Regions from separate parts of the Mus musculus genome. Here region 2 is linked to region 1. A link is a loop called in an ENCODE intact Hi-C map of the cell type or tissue named here. Cell type or tissue: heart. All regions are shown on one strand.

The links. Hi-C counts contacts between places; a loop is a spot of excess contacts. Peaks named below come from ENCODE experiments on the same cell type or tissue, not always from the same donor. Only the 100,000 strongest peaks of a DNase experiment are listed, where the experiment ranks them.
Region 2: it touches region 1 in a loop (2.8-fold over the local background); 4 of 42 quality-filtered maps call a loop at or near these places.

What each region holds. Positions count from the first base shown.
Region 1 is chr7:127,506,667-127,514,666 of GRCm38, forward strand. It overlaps Srcap (Snf2-related CREBBP activator protein), which reads left to right and starts at 5,317. Exons shown (of 34, transcript NM_001304266.1): 1 at 5,317-5,672; 2 at 7,499-7,574. 1700008J07Rik (RIKEN cDNA 1700008J07 gene) reads right to left here and starts at 6,203. Exons shown (of 1, transcript NR_024331.1): 1 at 3,772-6,203. In heart, a CTCF peak has its summit at 4,716 (motif pointing right); DNase peaks (open chromatin) are centred at 5,345, 5,665 and 6,215; H3K4me3 peaks cover 3,149 bases; H3K27ac peaks cover 2,625 bases.
Region 2 is chr7:127,357,805-127,365,804 of GRCm38, forward strand. It overlaps the pseudogene Gm51260. Among named protein-coding and RNA genes, the nearest start is that of Zfp747, 14 kb to the right of the region's middle. In heart, a CTCF peak has its summit at 4,753; a DNase peak (open chromatin) is centred at 6,527; H3K4me3 peaks cover 1,419 bases; H3K27ac peaks cover 628 bases; H3K27me3 peaks cover 2,739 bases.

The DNA of each region.
Region 1 (8,000 bases):
ATATTTGCATGAGTGTCCTCAAAGATGCATGAGAAGTAGGGGCCAATCTTCCTCTGTTGCTGTCCACCATGTTTTTAAAAGGTTATTTTTATATGTATGCGTATTTTGCCAACATATATATTGTATACCACATACCTGCTTGGTGCCCACAGAGGCCAGAAGAGGAAATCAGATCCCAAGACTAGAGTTACAAAACCTTGGGTCCCCTAGAAGAGCAATCAGTGCTTTTAATCATTCCCAGCCTCTCTACCTTATTTTTTTCAGATGGCCTCTGGCTGAACTGGGAATTGACCCTTTGTGCGAGGCTGGCTTGCCTGTCCCTGGGATCTACCTGTGTCCACACACCAGCAATGAATGGGGTTACAGACATTTATCATTTCATCAGGTTTTTTATACAGATGCTGGGGGTTCAAACTCAGGTCCCTTATGTTTTCATAGCAAGCACAATACCCACTAATAGTTCTCCCTAGCCCTATTTTTCAAGTATGTTTGTCCAAGGTTTTGGGGTTTTTTTTTTGTTTGTTTTGTTTTGTTGTTTTTGTTTTTTTTTTTTTCCTCCCAAGACAAGGTTTCTCTGTGTAGCCCTGGCTGTCCTGGAACTTGCTTTGTAATCCAGGCTAGCCTTGAACTCAAGAGCTTTGCCTGTCTCTGCTTCCCAAATGCTGAGATTAAAGGTGTGCACAATCAGTACCACTCAGGCTCTTTGTCCAGATTTTTTTTGAGACAGTTTTGATATGTGGTCCTAGCTAGGTTGGTCTCTGCAGATGATTCTCCAGTTCCCACTGGAGTGTTGCAAGATTACAGGTTTGCCTCAACACTACCTCACACACCTGGCTTGTCCTTTTTTCTATTGTGTTGGCTTCAAATTTTTCATCCTCCTTCAATCTCTAGAGTGCTGGGATTACAGACACCTGCCATCACACCAAGCTTTTCCCTACTTCAGAGCTAGGCTTTGAATGAACAGGAGTGCTTTCAGTGATGCAGATACATGTAGATACCTTTAACAACAACAACAACCAAACAAACAAACCTGGGCCTATTGTAATCAGCCAAGGACGTTTAGAATGTTAAGAGGAGAGAGACTGTCCGAGTGTGTAATGACTTGGTCCTCTGCATGCATGTGAACACAGGTGCAAGTGCACTCACATGTCTACCCAGCGACACAGGAACATGGACATACATACACATATAGACACCCCACATACACAGAGAGAGAGACAGAGCATTTTAAAAGGAAGCAGATAAATATCTTTTTTACTTTTGAGAAAAGAATTTCCCAATATGAATAGTTAGATGTAAAATAGTTAACTAAGGATAAAACTCAGAGCACTGGCCCAACCTGGTATAAGCCCTGGGTGAAATCCAACATTGAAAAAAAACCAATTATGAAGCTATATTAATAATACTGAATGTCGGCAGAGGCAGGCGGATTTCTGAGTTCAAGGCCAGCCTGGTCTACAGAGTGAGTTCCAGGACAGCCAGGATTACACAGAGAAACCCTGTCTCGGAAAAAAAAAAAAAAAAAAAAGAAAAAAAAAACCAAAAACAATAATACTGAATGTCATTAGAGGCATTACATATATAATGAGGATATATTACAGATATATTTAGACAAAGATATATGCTCATGTTTTTTCTGTTTTTCTCTTTTATGTATGTTTTGCCTGCCTATATATGTTTGTGCACCACATAAATACCTTGTGCCCAAAGAAGGCCAGAAGAGGGCATCAGATCCTCTGACACTGGAGCTATAGGCAGGTGTGTGAACTGTTATGTGGGTGCTGGCAACAGAACTGGGGTCCTCTGGAGAGACAGTAGCTTCTCTTAACCATTAAGCTCCCTTCTCCAGCCCCATATACGTTGTCTTTGTACAGGACTATCCTCTAGGGCAAACTATCACCATCTTTGTCAATTAGCTGTGCTACTTGCAAAAGTCTATCAAGGGCTGGTGAGATGGCTCAGTGGGTTAGAGCACCCGACTGCTCTTCCGAAGGTCCAGAGTTCAAATCCCAGCAACCACATGGTGGCTCACAACCATCCGTAACAAGATCTGACTCCTTCTTCTGGAGTGTCTGAAGACAGCTACAGCGTACTTACATATAATAAATAAATAAATCTTTAAAAAAAAAAAAAAAAAAAAAAAAAAAAAAAAAAGAAAATAAAGATTTAAAAAAAAAAAGTCTATCAAAGCTGGCTTGTGGACTACTGTGCCACCACCCCTGGCATCTTTTGCTGTTGGTTTTGAGTGGGACTATAACCCAGGTTGGCCTCAAACTCGCTGGGCTGCTCAGATAACTCTTAACTCCTGATCCTCAAAGCTTTACCTCCCATTTGCTGGGATTACAGGTGTGTAATCTTAGCCAGCTCTGGTCTGAAACTATATAGCCCAGGCTGGTCTTGAACTTCTAAGTACTAGAATTACAGATACAGAATCACAACTTTCAGGGTTTAAGTTTAGGCTGTCCTCAAACTTGTAATGTGGGTAAGAATAGCCCTGAACTGCTGGTTCTCCTGTATCCACTTCCCTGGTACTAGGATTATCATTTCCAGTTGAAGCAAACACACTACCAACTCAACTACATGCAACCCCCTCCGTTTTTGTTTTTCTGAGACAGGGTCTCACCATATACACCTGACTGGCTGGGAATTCACTATGTGGACCCAAGTGGCCTCATGAGATCATCTTGCCTCAGTCTTCAAGTACTGGACTATAGGCATGCATTTCCAAAGCAAGTTTTATGTAGTGCTGACAGCCAGCCTATGGCTTTGTGCATGCACTAGAAGCACACTACCAACTGGGCTAGTTATTTTTCTTTTTAGCAGAATTTCATATAGTCCATGCTGGTCTCAAGACTCACTAGATAACCCTGAACTTAGTATCTTCCTGCCACCTCCTCCAGAATGATGCTGTATGCCACATTATAGCTCTATGCTAGCACATCTGTTTAAAATGACACTAAGAATTGAACCCAAGGTTTCACAAATGTTAGGGAAACACTCTACCAACTGAAATAGAGACCGTTATTCTCCTTCTACTTTTTGAGTTTCAGGCATCAAATTCACATCAGGCTTAGTGGCAAATCTCTGCCTGTGCAATGTGTGCAGTGCAGAGGCAAGATGTTTGCCAGCTGCCTTGTTGGTCCCAGAAACTAAAGTCAGGTCCTCTAGCCTGAGCCAGCCAGTACTTTTTTTTTTTTTTTTTTTTTTTTCCGAGACAGGGTTTCTCTGTATAGCTCTGGCTATCCTGGAACTCACTTTGTAGACCAGGCTGGCCTCGAACTCAGAAATCCACCTGCCTCTGCCTACCAAGTACTGGGATTAAAGGTGTGCACCACTACGCCTGGCTCAGCCAGTACTCTTAACTGCTGAGTCATCTTTCTTCCACTACCTTCTTTCTTTCTTTTGGTGGGGTGAGGAGGGGACATACAGGGACAAGTGGAGGGGTGGGGACGGGACATAAAAAGATAGGGTCTCACTATGTAAACCAGCCTGGACTTGAATTCAGAGATTTTCCCTGCTAATGCCTGCTGGGTGCAGGAATGAGAGGTGCCACCACATCTGGCCCCATCACTATCTTTATTAATCTTTCTAGATATTATAAGTCTGAAAAGGCAAAATGTAAAACAATTATAAATTGCCAAAGTGTAAGCAAAAGTGTGAAACAATTCATACTATGGTATCATTTAGATATAGGGGACTCAACACTGATTACTTCTGGGTAGAATTCTCTAGGCAGGGTACTGGGAACATTTAGGAATTTTTTTTTTTTTTGCAGATAATCCTTTTACTGATAATTCATACTACATTTATTTTTACAAAAGCAAATATTTATTACCTCTGTAATTTTAGAATTTATTTTTATAAGTGTTTGCCTGAATGTATGTCTATGTATTAGAAGGTTTCAATTCCCTTAAGACTAAAGTTAGAAACTGTTAAAAGCTTCCATGTGGGTGCTGAGAATCAAACCCTGTGTTCTCTAGAAGAGCAGCCAGTGCTCTTAACCACTTAAAACATCTCTCCAGCTCTGCCTCTGTAAATTATTTAAACACACACACACACCTTTAAAGTACTAAAGTGAAAAAAAGCAACACATAGTTACTATAAGATTATATGCATATCCTTTTTTTTAGACAGGATAATCTTGAACTTTAGAATATTAGTGTGTGTGTGCTCTGTGTGGTTGTTTGTATTGACTTATGCAACAGCACAGGTTGGCCTCAACCAGTAAATTGGGATTGTGCATTTATGCTACCATACCTAGCTGTAAAGAATCTTTCTTCCAGTCTCTATTCAACTTCCATTTCCCCTCAATAGCTTCTCCTCTGTCCATCGCTGATTTATTTTTATCCTGTTTTCTTAATTATTAGTTATGTTTTGGGGCAGGGTCTTGTTATGTAACCAATGGCTCAAAATCTTCCTTGGAACCGTTGTAGATAATAAATGCATCCTTAAAATCGGAAGGGAGTATCAGATTCTCTAAGAGATTTTTTCCCCCCTAGACACAGGAATTTTTCTCTGTAGCTTTGGTTGTCCTAGAGCTAGCTTCATAGACCAGGATGGCTCTGAAGTCAGAGATTCGTCAGCCTCTATTGGGATTAAAAGCCATGAGCCACCACCACCCAGCCTTTTTTTCCTTAAGGATTTTTATTTGACTTGAATGGGAGTTTTACTTGCGTGTATGTCTGTGCACCGTGTTTGTGTATTGCTCTCTGAGGCCAGAAGAGGGTGTCGGATTCCTTGGAACTGGAATAACTGTTAGGAGCTTCTTTAGTGTGGAGATAGAATGTCCTCTCAAAGTGGAAGCAGCCAATATTCTTAATCACTGAGCTATGTTCTCAACCTCTCAAAATAGTTCTTAAATGTAAAAGACTGCAAACCTATGGTACTTGTATTTGAGAGTTCTTGGGAAAACCGGTGTTACAAAGTCAACCGCAGCTGGTAGTGGTGGTGCATACGTTCATTCCAGGCAGACGCAGGAGCAACTTTGTAAGTTTAAGGTTAGCTTGATCTACATAGCGAGTCCATGTCAGCCAAGGCTACATTGTTAGACCTCACCTTTCAAAAACAAAAAGTAACTGCTGTAGGAATCAGTAGGTCTAAGCTCTTCTACTCATTTGTTTCATTTCACTGGGTGATATGTAAGAACAAAAACTCCGAAATCCAAAGGGTGGTCCCAGTGGGCAGCTGCAATGCAGCACGAGTTTCAGACCTATTGAAGCGTGCTGGGCCAGCATGGAGCCTCGGAGCGAACTACAACTCCCACCTTGCTTTGCGCCGCACAGTCCTACGCTAGCACGCGAGCCTACCCGCCCCTTCAGCCTCCAGTTACTGTGTATCGCGAGAAGACGGGCCGCTCTGGCGGTAGCGATAACGAGCCTTGGTGGTGGTGGTAGTGGTGGTGCTAGTGGCGGTGGCGGCCGAGACGGCGGCGGCCATTTTGGTGAGGCCTCGGGAGCAGCGGAGGCGGCGGCGGGGTCGCTGGGAGTAGCGTCTCCTTTTTCTTCAACTCACCAAGCACCTCTTCGCGGCGTGACTGGAAGCGGTGGGAGCATCGGGGTGGCTCGTGTTACGGCCCTTAGGGGAATTTAAAGTGGTGAAGGCGGCGACCAAGAGGGGGCCCTCCCCCCTCCTCGGCGGGAGGGGGGGTGGTGAGCACGCCCCCGAGGACGCAGGTAAGGAGAGGGAGACAAGATGGCGGAGGCCCCACACTTTCCCCTCCCCTGACGGGTGCCTGCGCGCGCATCTGCGAGCGCCGCTTCCCACCTTCCCGGGGTGCTGCGCGCGCACCGCCCGGCGGGGCCCCGGGGCTGGCGAGCGAGGTTGCCTGCGCGCGCTCCCGGAGCCGGGGGTGGGGGGGAGGGCGTCGGGCCGAGCGGCACCTGGTGTCAGAGCGGCGCCTCGCCCCCCTCCTGCCCTTCTGCGCACGCGTGCGCGAACGAGCAGCCCTCGAGAGGACGGACCCAGGTGCGCTTCTGCCCGCCCACCAACCTGCCTCCCCTCGGGGGCGCGGACGAGGGAAAGGGGTGCACGGGACGAGTAGTCCGGGCGCGCGCCCACCATAAGCCATTTAGGAGCCCGAGACTTGGCGCACGAACCCTTCCTTCCCGAGCTCTTTGCGGTCTGTGGATGTGGGGGCGCCGACGGACGCGGACATCTGAGTCCTGTGACCCGGTCTATGGGATCGGGTTCTGGCGGGAATCCCCCCCTCCTCCCCTCCCCAATCTGGCCGTGCGCGCCGCCGGCTCACCCCGCCTCCGGGCCGCGCACGCGCCGGCGCCTCCCCCAGCCGGTCGAGCACGTTGGGTGGGGTGGGCGACCGCGAGGGGGCGGGGCCGCCGTCTGAGGAGTCAAAACTTGGCAGAGGTCAAGGGTCATGCTGGGTCAGTCCACTGCGGGGGGGGTGGGGGGGTATTGGGAGGTCATAAAGAAGGCTGGAGTCCATAGTTGGGGCCTCATGGTTTTGGATTACCTCCAATCCTTGGAATTTCTGAAGGGTGAATCAAGGCAGCACAACACCTAGATAAGGAATTAACTAGGCAAATGCTTCCGGATCTTGAATACTTTATTAACCCTGCTTGTTTCCGGCTGTTAGGGCTCCTTGGCGCCTTCCTCACTTAAGTCTGCTTATAAAGCTCTTTCTTGCCGGGCGGTTGGTGGCGCACGCCTTTAGTCCCAGCACTTGGGAGGCAGAGGCAGGCAGATTTCTGAGTTTGAGGACAGCCTGGTCTACAAAGTGAGTTCCAGGACAGCCAGGGCTACACAGAGAAACCCTGTCTCCAAAAACGAAAAGCGTTTTCTTTAAAGTTCTTTGGCCGTTCCACCTCGCTCTTTCTGTATTCAAATAGCCCTCCTTTACTTTATAACTATTTGCTTTTTGTTTTGGGGAACTCCGCCCTCATTTCTGTTAAGTCCTCATTGAAAAGACAAGGAAGCTGTCAGGCATCCAGGAGGCGTTGTTAACTTCTAGATGAGAAGTTTCTGTCCTTCAGTTGTCTGTCAGAGCTTTAAGTACTTTTAGCTTTTAAAACGTTTTGTTGTCTTCTTCTCTGCTCTTACCCAGCCAGAATGTACAACCCTGTGAGATTCTCCGTACAAAACACTTTGTGCTTTGTTGCCACAACATGTATATACACCACATCCATGCTTGGTGTCCAGACAGGCCAGAAGAATAATCTGGGCCACTGGAGCTGGAGCTATTGTGAGCTGCTATATAGGTGCTTGGGACAAAACCCAGGACCTCTGCAGGAGCAATGAATACTCTTAAATCCCTGAAGCATTTCTCCACCCCCACCCCCAAGGCTGAGCCTTGCCCAATTTACTACAGCCTTGCCTAGTTTACTGTATGACTTTCTGAAGCATGAGCTTTCCCTGTTACTGTTCTGTGAAGTGACTTCGGATGTATTTTAAAGTCCAATAAAGCTGGTGTACGTAACCTTAGATGAGTATGGATTGACACATGTGGGTCGTGTCCTCACTGCTGCTGCTTCTCCTGTTTTAGGTGTGATTTCCTTCAGTACAGCACGGCACCGTGGAAGTGCAGACTCTCACAGGGGGTGTGGTCTCTGCTCACACAGGTGAGCTCACCTTCAGATAAAATTTTGTGTGCTGATGTTAATGGGAGAAACTGTATGACATGATGAGAGAATAGGTTGTGAATGATTACTGCATGTGTTTTCTATGTAGGGTTTGGTGATAGTACAACCAAACTGAGGCTGAATAAGGGAAGGTGTTACCCAGGCACTACTAGGGAGAGCACTAAGAGTATTAGGTTTTTCTATGTTTTTTTTTTTTGTTGTTGTTGTTTAGTTTGGTTTTGCTTATTTGTTTTGTTTTCATTTTTTTCTCTCTCTTTTTTTTTTTTTTTTGTTGTTGTCATTGTTTTCTCGAGACAGAGTTTCTCTTTGTAACCCTTTGTGTTCTAAAATTTGACTTGTAGATCAGGCTGGCCTTGAACTCAGAGATTTCTGTCTCTGCCTCCCAGTGCTAAGAAGAAAGACCTA
Region 2 (8,000 bases), 150 kb before region 1:
TTGTGGAGTACTTGGCTCCAAAGATGGACCATATTTTGGTTATTTTGCCTTCGATTCGTTCTCCCACTGGTGTAGAGAGAGGGGAGTGTCTTAGAATGGAGATCTATAGCACACGAGCAGAGTCAAACAATTACAGACCCACCTACATAGAAAAGGTTTCTGAATTGGTTCTAAGAGGAAAAATGAGACTTCCCCAATTAGCAGGAATAGCTCACAGCAGAGACTAAGACACACTTCACTGATGCTGCGATTGCCTCATTATTGGCACAAGAGGAACACTGGCATAAAACTGGCAGTGACTTTTTTGGGAGAGATTAACAACAAATGTCCCAAAAGCAAGAGATTCCAGTTTATAAAAAGAACTCATTGGATTCTCCCCTGTATAGTAAAAAAGGACACCAATTTCTGGAGCCACTACATTCTATTCTAATGCAAATGAGTCAGGAAAGGCAGGCTATAAGTCAGGAAAAAATAAATAACATGGTTCAAACCCCTTATAATTTGGTTAAAAAATTAGAGCTGGGTGCCATTGTTATGGTCCTATGTGATTTTCCTGAATCTCTTAACATAGTTACTGACTCTCAATATGCAGAAAGAATTGTCTTACAGATCGAAACTACTGAACTTATTCCAGATGTGTCGGAATTAACTTTACTATTTACCTACTTACAATAAGTAATCAAAAATAGCAACCATCCACTGTATACAACGCACATCAAATCTCATACAGGTCTACCAGGCCCTCTGGCACAAGGTAACGATGAAATCGACCAGTTATTAATAGGAAATGTGTGCTAGAGGTCTCAGAATTTCATAAGAAACCCCATGTTAACAGTGACAGTTTAAAGAGAGATTTTTCTGTCACTTGGCAACAAGCCAAGAAAATTATTGGGAAATGTCCTACCTGTTCTTTGTATAACCAAACTCCATTACCTGCAAGTGGGGAGGGGTGGTAACCCAAAAGGTACCCAAAGAAATGCAATTTGGCAAATAAATGCGTTTCATTTTGCAGAGTTTGGAAAATTAAGGTATGTAACTATATGGCATATAATACCTTAGACACATATTCAAGATTTCAGTGGGCAGCTGCTTTAAGGTCTGGAAAGACTGATTGTGTGATTCATATGGATTAGAAGTTATGGCTGTTACCGGGAGGATACCTGTAAATTTAGGGCTGTCAGTGCTCCCGCGTATGTCTCTAGTAATATAAAAAACTTTTTGAATATTGCATCATAACGCATATTACAGACATGCCACATATTCCTATAGGACAAGCAGTTATAGAAAAGTCTAATGATATTTTAAAAGAGATGCTTAATAAACAGAAAGGGATTACAAAGACCCCCAGAGATAGATTACATAGTGCTTTATTAATTTTACTTTTTAAAAAATGTGGATGGGGGGAGGCTGGCGAGATGGCTCAGGGCTTAAGAGTGCCGACTGCTCTTCCAAAGGTCCCGAGTTCAAATCCCAGCAACCACATGGTGGCTCCCAACCATCCGTAACGAAATCTGATGTCCTCTTCTGGAGTATCTGAGGATAGCTACAGTATACTTACATATAATAAATAAATAAAAATTTTTTTAAATGTGAATGAGGAAAAAACCCAACATGTTCTGAGAGATACTGGTTGTGGGGGAAAATACTGCTGAATTAGATCAGCCTGTATATATTTTTTTAAAGATTTATTTATTTACTTTATGTATATAAGTACACTGTAGCTGTCCAGACACACCAGAAGAGGGCATCAGATCTCATTACAGATGGTTGTGAGCCACCACGTGGTTGCTGGGATTTGAACTCAGAACCTCTGGAAGAGCAGTCAGTGCTCTTAACCACTGAGCCATCTCTCCAGCCCCAGTCTGTATATTTTAAAGATGTGATAATCTCAGAATCAAGCCAGGATATGTACTGTGTTGGAGAAGAGGCTATGACTTTGTTTCATAGGAAACAGAAAGCCATTTTTTCCTTCAAAAGATCAGATTTGACTAGGGGGGATCTCCTGACTGCAGACATGAAGAAAGAACCCAAGAAACAACTGGAGGGGCTTGGTCTAGTGCTGCTTTGTATGAAAATGCTAAATTCTGTACCCCAAGATCTGCTTGCTCCAAGATGAGGAGACCTTGTGTTGTGCAAACCTTGCCCCCCCAAGTTATCCCTGATTGGTGAATAAAAGATGCCTACAGCCTGGACTGGTCAGGAGAGAGGGTTGGAGCAAAGGTTCTCAGGCTTGGGGTCTAAGGAAGGAGAGAGGAGAAAGATAAGAAGCAGGACTGAGAAGATGCCATGGGAGAGGTGGGTCATGAGCGCATGGCCACAAGGGCCAGCCGATTAGAGGACAAGAGGCTCAGGTGGAACATGGCGAGTGATGTGTCTAGGTAATAAAAATGGAAGTAAACAAAGTAGCACAGAAGGTCGATGTCTGCCCAGCTCTAGTGCTTTAAGGTTACTATAAATATAAAGGTTTCGTGTCTTTCACTTGGGAATTAGGTGATCTGAGGTTGGGTAGAAACCTCCAAATAATATTTACCACAACACACAACAAAACAGGTGACATGAATGCTCTCTCCTGCACACAGGAACAGGTGACACACATGTTGACCCTGCTACACAGGAGCTGGCTGAGACGCTAATGTCTATGCGTAGCTGATAAGTCTGTTTACCTATAGAGTCCTCATGACTCAGTATGCTATCCTCTATATGGCATGGGTGGGGATTTATGCTACAGTTTGATTATATAGTCCAATCGGGACTTAAAAGCCTTTTACCTGCTCAAACACAGAGCAGAGAAATATTGTTAGCTGTTTTGTGCACACTGCACATTCTACAGATGGTTGTGAACTTTCATGTGGTTGTTGCAAATTGAATTTTAGGACCTCTGCTCCCTCTGGTCAACCCTGCTCGCTCTAGTTGGCCCCACTCAATTTGAACTCGGGACCTTTGGAAGAGGAGTCAGGGCTCTTACCCACTGAGCCACCTCACCAGCCCCTCCACACCTCTGTTAATTCATACATGTATGTTACTTTTAAAAGTTTGTATGTTGGGGCTGGCGAGTGATCCAGCCTCACAGACTGCCTCAATTGCCGGTTCTTCAAAGAGTTGCATCCAGGACAACTTCAAAGCAGGATGTTCCAGCCTCTCAGATTGCTTCAGCCAGGACTTCAGAAAAGCCCTGCACTTTCCCATCACACAGAGACTGAACAGCAAACGATACAGCTATCTCTTCCAGGACTTGACCAATAGCCCAATTTTTCTAGGTACCTTTGCCCCCAAAGAACAGGAAGGAATTTTAAGAGAAAGATGCCCTGACTCTCAGCAGATGGGTGACTGGTTTTGATGGTTCGATGGGTGATGGATCTTTGTTGTCATTTAACACTGCTGTTGACAAGCTGTTATTGGACTTGGTCAGGGAGAAAGCAAATTAAAAGACGTTAGACCTAGGGATCTCTTTCTCTTTTTTTCTTTCCTCTATTCTTCTTTCTCTCTTTTCTAGTGTTAAGAGGAAAGGAGGGGGAAGACGAAAAGAAAAAGGGGGGGTATGAATGATAGGATAAAAGGGTAGATTATCTGTTACGGGCACTCCGAGGATCTTGTGAACCCAGGGCCGAGCATGTGGCAGTAACAACTAGGACGTTCGGGGCTACAGGCGAGGAGGTGGAGGAGAAGGTGGAAGAGGAGGGGGGGGGGGAAGGAGGAGGAGGAGGAAGAGGCAGATGGCTTGGAGCTGCCCCGGACTTGTGAGTGCCCGCCGTGCCACGCCCTGTCACGCGGCCTCAGGCTGGCCTCTGGCTCAGCACCTGCACTCTGTTTGTCCCCAGGGTGAGGGGCAGAGTCCAGGACAATGTTCTATACCTGGCCCAGCACCACGGGATGGCCCTGGGATGCCCGTGAAGCATCTCTGGCATGCTCCTCCTGCCGTGTGTATGTATGTGAATGAGGCCCACCTGGAGCTCCTGCCTCCTCGTGAGGAGAGGGAGGACGACATGTTGGACAGGTTCCACCGCTCCAGGAGAACTGGACTTGGCTGCCAGTTGTGCTGACCCCTGAGCTGGAAGGAGTCAGGTTTACTCTTCCCAAGATCATCAGGATGTTTGGCCACTTCCCCATACCCCACTAACATGAGCTCAGCCGCTAGACAGACCAGGGCCATGGAACTGAAGAGAAAAGCCATGCTTTCTGCCGCAGATATTATGAATGTAATTCTTACCTGATTTTTTTCATAGATGCTTACTGTATATAGTTTATTGGTGTTAGAGAAAGAGCCTTTTATTGGACTAAAAGGGGAGATACTGAGATAATGTTAGATCTCTCTACAATTGCTTGTCCTGTAGGATTGTAAGGTATGTTAATATCATGTTTCAGGCCACAATGTCTAACATAACGGACATTATAATTCGACATAGGTTGAAGCATCATCAACTTCAATCTGTAAGGCATTTCCAATATTGCTATCTAAATGTGCAATCTCATCATCAGCCTCTTCAGAGCCCAAGGCAGAAGCACATTGAAATCTTGAGTAAGTATCAATTGTATGATGTATTTACGTATGTTTATATCTTAAGTCTCTGAACTCTACAAAATGAAACATATAATTTATTGTATGATTCACAAACAGAATCTTTAATTTTAGCTCAGCATATAGACCTTCATTTAGTAATTGATCCTTGACGATATTATTACAATATCTAGTCTGATTAGGTCGGGCCTCTTTACATAGCATGTCGATAGACTGCTATTCTGCGATATTATCACAGGGTGGCGCTGTAAGCCTTAGACTGAATTCCTCTGAAGATCCTTTATTCTGCTTTTCTTTTCCTTTTGTTTTGTTTTGTTTTGTTTTGTTGATTTTCGAGACAGGGTTTCTCTGTATATTCCTGGCTGTCCTGGAACTCACTTTGTAGACCAGGCTGGCCTCGAACTCAGAAATCTGCCTGCTAGCCGGGCGTGGTGGCGCACGCCTTTAATCCCAGCACTCCGGAGGCAGAGGCAGGTGGATTAAAGGCGTGCACCACACGCCCAGATCCTTTATTCTGAATCAAAGGATTTTCTGATCTCTTTTCTGTCGCCTCCAACCTAGTATTTAATTTTTCAGTCTTTCCCTTCTGCTTTATTCTGATCTCACTGGAAAGGGATTTATAAAATTGCAATCATCACTGAAAATATAATTATTTGTTTGCTGATAATTTAAACAAAATTATACAGAATCCACATGCCTTCTGTCATTGTATTTTCCATTTTATTAAACAAAGAAAGCATTTTCTTTTAATCTCTTTAATTCTCTCTTTCCTTTGGAGAGTTCTCTTTATTATGCACATTTACAGAACATTTTTACTTACTTTCTTTCTCCTTTCTTCGGAGACTTTATTTTATATTCAAACTCAGTATTTCTGTCTATGATTGTGTTCGGTTTCTTTTCTTCAGCATATATGTATCTTTCAAAACACTTCTACTTCTCGCTTTCTTCTTCAGAGACATTACTGTCTATGCGCATCTATTTCTCTTTTACCGTTTTCGAACTTAATATCTTTTACTGCATTAAATTTTCTCTACATTTTTTCCATCCTTCTGTGATTTAGCCTTTTTCATTTTTCTTAACACACACTCTCTCTCTCTCTCTCTCTGCATGCTTTTGCTGGCATGCCTTCTGCTGCGACAAGCTTCTCTGTCCTGCTGCCTTCTGCACCAGTGCAGGCTCCTTTCTGCTGCATGGCCAGCTCATCGCGCTGGCTGCTGGCTCTCCTGAGTCTAGCCTTGGCAGCTTCTGTGCTTAGGCTGGCCTGCATTGTACAGCCTGTCCCCTCCTGCCACCCTGGGCTGGACGAGTCCGCTGTTTGTGCTCCCATGAGAGTCCAGCCTCACCTTGCCACGCACCATCTGGCACCTCGCCTACTCCCAGCTCGGGGAAGTTGCTGGGCCCGCGCTGCGGCCGTTTCTACCTGGTCTCCCGAGAATGAACTGGATCTGCGCTGCTGCCGGCTACAGTGTGGGCGCTCCTTACTAGTTGAGGTAGGTTCTGGCTCCGCCGCAGCCAGGCGAATGCGGGGGACACTGCTGCGGAGCTGTGACAGTGGACAGCGGAGTTAGCTCACCGGCTTCATTCCGCGGCACAGCAGGGCCTCTGAAGGAGCTGCGCCTGTGAAGTGCCCTGAGGCTTTGGTTCCCTGATTCCCCGTTCCTTCCAGGCTTTGCTGCTCATCAGGGGCTCTAGGCATCTCCGGACCACCTCCTGCCCAGCTAGAAACTGCTATGGGAAGTATTGGTTCTCTGCTTTTCGAAGGCCTGAAGCTTTGACATTATGTGCCCTTACATTGGACGCTAAACTTAACGGTGATGGTCTTTCTATGCTCGCCCTTACTCTGAGTAACCACACTGACTGTTATTATAGGGATTAGAAGTTTAGGCGCTATTGTTGGGCAGATTCTCAGCAAGTCTAATTTGGCAATATTGACCTGGCCTATGTGGTCTATTACCTGTTAGTCCTCTCTTAGTCCTTGCTTCCTTCTCCAAGTCTGGCTAGGAACTTCTGCCTCTCTGGCTCCCACTGAGATCTCACTTCGTAACCGGAAGTCCTGTCCTTCTTCTCCAGACCATCTATTGGCCATTCAGATCTTTATTTAACCAATCGCAAGCCAATGGAGTCCAATATTATAAAATACTGAGCCAAGAGATGCTGTCATTATAATGTGTGTGTGTGTGTGTGTGTGTGTGTGTGTTGTACAAGTCCTGCCTGCAATCAGATCTCTGCCAACACAGAAATTAGCATCTGAATAACACAAAGCTAATCTTCCTACAGTCACAACAAAACCACCACTCCACTAAAACGTTAATTTCCTGGATTCTTGCTTTTCAGCTGTGGAGAGGCTTCTGCAGACTTCTGGGCAAGGGGCGCTTTCTTTCTCCTGTACCCATAACTTTCATGTCTCAGTGCAAATACATTGGGTCAAGATCAGGTTTCTGCTCACTAGGTCTGTACTAAGCTTAAAGATGGAGCAGGAATGACTTCCCATGGCCCAGAGTGATTTCAGATCTCCCAGCAGATTGTGCCAAGGCCCGAGTGACACAGGGAGCTTCGGCTCTGGGAGGCTGCTGACAGTGAGTGCCCAGGATGCATGCGGTGCACAGCTATGGCAGAGCTTTGGTGGGAGTGCTGCTCTGGGCTGTCAGCTGCTGTCTTCAGAATGTGAAACCCATCGTTCCAAGCCCCCCCTGCCTTTTAAAGTTTCAGTCGGATGATCAGATGTTATCTGATGGGCCTGACACCAGCATCCTCAGCGGCTGTGCGTCTGTCTGACGAGTGTTCATAACCAGAATACACAAAGAACTCAAAAAACAAAGTAAAAACAAACAAACAAACAACCGCATATGACCCATTCAAAATAAGGGCATAGCATCTGAACACAGAGTTCTGAAGGGAAGAAATAGGAATGACTAAGAAATATCTCCAGAAATGTTCATCATCCCTAGCAATTACAGAAATGAAAGTCGAGACAACTGTGAGACTTCATCTGACCCCAGTCAGAATGGGAAAAAAAACCCAACAACAACAAAATAACCAACAACGAATGCAGGAGAGGACATAGGGGACGGGGCCACACATTCACTGTTGATGGGATGGAAAACTGATCAGGAAATCAGCCTAAAATTAAATCTCCCACATGAAGCAGCTCTGGCATCCTCTGGCATATGCACAGAGGACTGAACACAGTATTCCACAGGTACTTGCTCAGCCATGGTTTTTGCTTCCTTATTTCTCTGTGTGTGTGTGTGTGTGTGTGTGTGTGTGTTGTTTCCACACACAATTTGTCACCACAGATGTCCTGGGACTCACTGAAAACCAGGATGGCCTGGTTAAATGAAACTTTCCCGTGAGGGATAGCTACTCCCAGCTCTCAGACACTTTCCTGTTTCCAGAATTCCAAGAGGCAACTAACACCGAAGAGCATGGGGTCCTTTAAAATGAATCATACAACAGTCAAGAGCCTACTGCTTCAGCTTCTACA